Regions from separate parts of the Homo sapiens genome. Here region 2 is linked to region 1. Evidence: chromatin loops called from intact Hi-C (ENCODE). Cell type or tissue: OCI-LY7. All regions are shown on one strand.

What was found. Peaks named below come from ENCODE experiments on the same cell type or tissue, not always from the same donor. Only the 100,000 strongest peaks of a DNase experiment are listed, where the experiment ranks them.
Region 2: it touches region 1 in a loop (12-fold over the local background); 2 of 110 quality-filtered maps call a loop at or near these places.

Annotation. Positions count from the first base shown.
Region 1 is chr14:22,885,368-22,887,867 of GRCh38, reverse strand. It overlaps REM2 (RRAD and GEM like GTPase 2), which reads right to left. Exons shown (of 5, transcript NM_173527.3): 4 at 1,637-1,844; 5 at 190-1,254. The coding sequence ends at 959. Among named protein-coding and RNA genes, the nearest start is that of REM2, 3.4 kb to the right of the region's middle. RefSeq lists silencers at 761-1,090, 1,331-1,400. In OCI-LY7, CTCF peaks have their summits at 1,018 and 1,219 (motif pointing left); DNase peaks (open chromatin) are centred at 37, 397, 887 and 1,207; H3K4me3 peaks cover 2,007 bases; H3K27ac peaks cover 1,814 bases.
Region 2 is chr14:21,923,594-21,926,093 of GRCh38, reverse strand. It overlaps TRA and TRAV14DV4. Among named protein-coding and RNA genes, the nearest start is that of OR4E1, 250 kb to the right of the region's middle. In OCI-LY7, a CTCF peak has its summit at 1,397 (motif pointing right); DNase peaks (open chromatin) are centred at 1,403 and 2,073; H3K4me3 peaks cover 1,036 bases; H3K27ac peaks cover 2,107 bases.

The sequences.
Region 1 (2,500 bases):
ACCTGATTATCTGTAAGGGCCTGTGGCCCTATGACATGGACTACCCCAGGCCAAGTCAGTTCCAGAGCCTCCTTAGAGAGTTAGGTTCCTTGCTCCTCTGGGCCTGAGTTTTCTGGTGGGTAACAGCAGTTTCCATCAACACCCATTCCTTCCCCAAAGACTCCAAGAACAGAGTCAAAAGTGAACAGAGGCAGTACAAAAATTATTTATTGAAAAGGGAAAGGGTGGCCCCTTGCTGGTGCCCCCCTGGCCCTGGCCAAAAGGGGTTGCCACTGCTCATTATCTGAATGCAGAAAGTCTGTCCACCCCTTACCTTTAATAACCTTAAAGGGGAAGTGCCGTGGTGGACTGGTAAGTCAAGAGAATCCATCTCAGGAACAGCACTTCCAGGCCCTTGCCTTTAAGAACTCCTTAAAGGCAAAGTGGACACATGCCGCACCAGATGAGAGCCAGAACGTTTTCGGGAAGGTCCCTGGAGGAAGTGTTTTCGTGTCTTTACCTTTAAGACTCTCTTAAAGGTGAGGCATGTTCACGCAGCGTACAAAGGAGGCAAACTCCGTCAAGGAGTCTACGAAGCACTTTTCCAGATCTTGCTTTTAGAATCTCTTTACAGATGAGGTGGCCAAGCGCGAATTAATAAAAAACAAAATACCTTGCAGAATTATTTTTCTTCCCGACCCAGCAGAACCCGCCCCGCTCACCGGCCGCCTTCAGGTCTGCGTCCTCGCCTTCTAGGCGCCCTGAGGCCCAAAGCTCCAGAGAACGCGTTGGGGCGGGTGTGGAGGTGCCGCCGAGCGGCCCCGGGCCGCCCCCGGCGGTCACACCGGGGCATCCTGGGAGTTTTTGGTTTCCTAGACGGCCTCCACCAAGGAAGCCGGACGGGGGCGGGGCGGGGCGAGGGGGGGCGAGCGGAGGGCGCGGTGACCATGGCGACCGCAGTGGCCATGGCGACCGCGGCTCAGAGCACCGAGAGGTCGTGACACGACCTGGAGCGCTGCTTGAAGAACTTGGCGTTGCGCGGCACCAGGTTGGCGAGGAACCTCTTGGCTTTCTTGGTGAGGCTCTCGCGGCGTGCAGGTGGCGCAGGGCCCTCGGGGCTGCCCGGATCGGGCCTCTGGCCTCCGGCGTGGTTTCGGCCCCGCCGCAGCCGGATCTGGCGCACCGCGCCCTCGAAGAGCTCCCTCGTGTTGTGGTGCAGTGCGGCCGACGTCTCGATGTGCTTGCAGCTCAGCGTCCCGGCCAGGTGGCGGCCCTCTGCAGGAAGGCACCGGCTCAGGCGCCCGCTGGGCTGTACGGGACCCGGGGCGAGGGTGGGTCTAGGGAGGGCCTGGGCGTGCGGTGGCAAGGGATTGGTACTAGTGAATCTTGCAACCGAGAGAACATGGCTGAGCTCATATGGTGGGTCTGTGGAGGTGCGAAGGAGAGGGAGAAGGAGGCCTAGGAGAGAGGTGAGGGGAAGTGACAAGAAGGGATTCTCAGGATCCTCGAGTGGGGCATTGGGAGTGTCCCCCTAGCCTGGGTCTGATTGCAAGTGAGTGCGTCCGCGATGGTAAAAAGGCCTTAGGGAGAAGAGGTGACTTGGAAGGGAGAGCATTCCCCTGAGATCGCAAGTATGGAATCTGTTCAGGATACACACCCTCCAGTGATACCTCCCGGGAGCGGGCCAAGTCGCTCTTGTTTCCAACGAGGATAACGGGTAGGTCGTGGTGCGGCCTCCCAGCCCGGAGCCGAAGTAGGGTCTCTGGAACTTTGGAGAAACTCCGTCGGTCGGTGACTGAGAAGACGATGAGAAAGGCGTCCCCGGTCTGAAGGCAGTGGTCCCGCAGCCACCCTCCTGCATCCCCCTGCAGACAGGCAGAGGAACGTTAGGGCTGGAGGCATAGGAGATCCTGTCCAGCACCTACACCTCAAAGAGGAGGAACAGGGCTGTGAGGCAGAAAGAAGCCACCTGCTTAGGACAGCAGAGCTAGTTAATGGCAGAATCTCCCTACCCAGAGTGTTTGTGGAGGCGGAAGAAATTAGTAATATGAGGATCCTAGACTAGGGTAGCCATCCTAATTTCTTAAGCTCTTGATTCAAAAATGAATATTATTCACACGTCTGTAATTTGGCCTCTTATTTCTACATAGTAACCTTTATGTCCAAATATTCAGAAGTCCTCACTTTTTTCCCCCTTCCCTGATATTCCAGATCCCTGAGCTCTTGTCTTGTCACATCAGATTCCTTCAGGCTGAAAAATTTATGGATGGAGTCAATTTCAGGGTGTCCAGCCTAGCTTGGAGCTGCAGGGTTTGTCAAATTCCCATCCTAAGTTTGCTCTGAGTCAGAAGATCCTGGAAAGACTGTGGGTCTTAACAGCCACAGGCTGTAGTGTGGGTCTTTGCTTTCTGAGGTGATATGAATGAAAGGTCAGGTTCCAGTACATGTGGAAACCAGGACCAGCAGTCCCACCAGCCTTCAGCCAGACTTTGCCCTTCCCCAGTTCTCCCAGCTTCATCAC
Region 2 (2,500 bases), 960 kb after region 1:
AAGGAGCCAAATCAAGGCTATGTAGATGCCTAACGATTTTCCATCAATACTCTTACAAAATTGCCCTTGTTTGATGAGAGGAGTGAGCAGGATCATTGTCATGGTGAAGAAGAAATCTCTGGTGGAGCTTTCCTAGGCATTTATCTCCTAAAGTTTTGGCTACATATCTCAAAACATGCTCATAATAAGCAAATGTTTTTGCTCTTTGGCCCTCCAGAAAGCTAACAAGCAAAATTCCTTGAGCATCCCAAAAAACTATTGCCATAATTTTTGCACTTTACTGGTCCACTTTTGCTTTGACTGGACCACTTCCACCTCTTGGTAGCCATTGTTTTGATTGTGCATTGCCTTCAGAATTATACTGGTAAAGCCATGCTTTATCTCTTGTTACAGCTCTTCAAAGAAATGCTTCAGGGGCTTGATCCCACTTGCTTAAAATTTTTATTGAAAGCTCTGATCTTGTCTGCAACTGATCTAGGTCCAATAGTTTTGGCACCCATGGAATGGAAAGTTTGCTCAACTTTAATTTTCAGTCAAAATTGTGTAAGCTGGGCCGATTGAGGTGTCTGTGGTGTTGGCTATTGTTTCTGCTGTTAATCATCAGTCCATTTCAATTAGGGCACAAATAAGGTTAACTTTTTCCAAACAAATTGGTGTGGATGGTCTACCACTGCAGGATTTACCTTCAACATTGTCTCATCCCTTCTTAAAATGAGTTATCCACTTGCTAACTGCTGATTTATTTGGAGCACTGACTTCGTAAAGTTTCATAGAGAATTGATGATTTCACCATTCTACTACCCAACCTTCACCATAAATGTGAAGCTTTCCTTTGCTTCATTTTAGCAGAATCTGTTGCTCTAATAGGGGTTCTTTTCAAATTGCTGTCCTATTTTTCTTAGTGCCTCAAAGTAGATCCTGTCTACATATGTTATAGCAATTTAAGTGTAAGTTTATTTTGGTGCAAAAAAAAATTGAAATCCAAAAATAGTTTTTATAATACGTATTTTTCATGAACTTTTTTTAGATCTCCAGTATTTACTGAACAAATTGATATGAAAATTCACAGATATTTTAAATGATTTTTCAGTCACATGTTTTTGAATCCAGTTCAATTTAGTAGCCAAATGGCAAATTGTTTATTGTGGCAGTTTTTTCTCTTCAATCTTCAGTCACAAATTTGGTATGTCTAAACTTTAAACCAAAGATTCAGGGATAAGAAAGTTTTTAGTTAATGATAACTTTGATCATGGTCTATGAACTTAAAGAGGTATTTTCTTAGAGTTAAGTGTATTTCCTACAACACTGCATCTGGGCTGCCACAGCTGTAGCCACTTCCTGTCTGTGATGTTGATTTCCCGCCTTGGTTCTCCAGCAGGTGGAGGTCTCAAGCAGGTCCCCAGGGCTTTTGTACACCTCCCTCCGACAGTTCTGTCACTGTGCCCTCTCTCATTGCACAGAAGTACATTGCTGAGTCCCCCAGTTGTGAAGCGGAGATGACAAGGTTGGCGGATTTTCTTGCCTTCTGGAAATTCAATGAGTAGCGACCTTCTGTTGCATTTTGCTGGTCATAAGACCCCTGATAAATAAGAAAAATCATTTCCCCACTGCTGGGCTGCTTGTACCAGAATAGACCATAACTTGGATCACTGGTGTCATATGTGCAGTCCAGAGTCACAGCCTCCTTTTCCTGCACGAACATTCCTGGTTGGGTTTGAGTTATCTTCTGGGCAATGCCAGGTCCTGAAGGAAAAAAGATAGAATTTGAAGGTTTAAGGATAAAGTGGATTGGGACAAAGAAATTCAATTTTTGTACCCCATTACCCCTCCTTCCCAAAGTTTCCATAAAGATACTTCCAAAGTCCTTAGTTCATACAGAAAGTCCATTCCCACTGGGCCACCCATACCTAGCCACAGTGAAGCTGTGACCACCTTCAGCAGGCTAGAAAGTGACATGTTTGGTTCTTTTTCTAGATAAAAAAAAATTTTCTTCTTTATTTTCAGGACTCTGTACTGTGAAGTGAACCTGGCATGGTGAGAGAAGAATTACTGGGCCATGTGCTGCTGCTACTGCTGCCCTAGAACAGGAAACAGAGGTTTCCTGGTATAGCAAACTAGTGTGTGTCATCTCACACTTCTCTATGTACTGGCTGAGAAGCTCACCCAATGCAGACTTTCTTTTGGATCAACCAACTCTTAATTTGTTAACAAATCTGAAAATAAACATGGTCACATTGAGAGGAAAAATGATCATTTGACCAACTACTGTATTTTATCATTGCACCTGTGATGGAACTGGGAGATTGACACATATTTGATACCTGTAATGAATTATACAGACAATGTAAGATACAATAATCCTCTAGCCTCACATCTATGTATGTTGTTGTTTCTCCTAAAGTACAAATACATCATGTTATGATAAGAAGGTTTGTACAAATCTCTGCAGATCTTTTGACTTATCTATTGATATAACAGTATTCCTCCTCAATTCCAATGC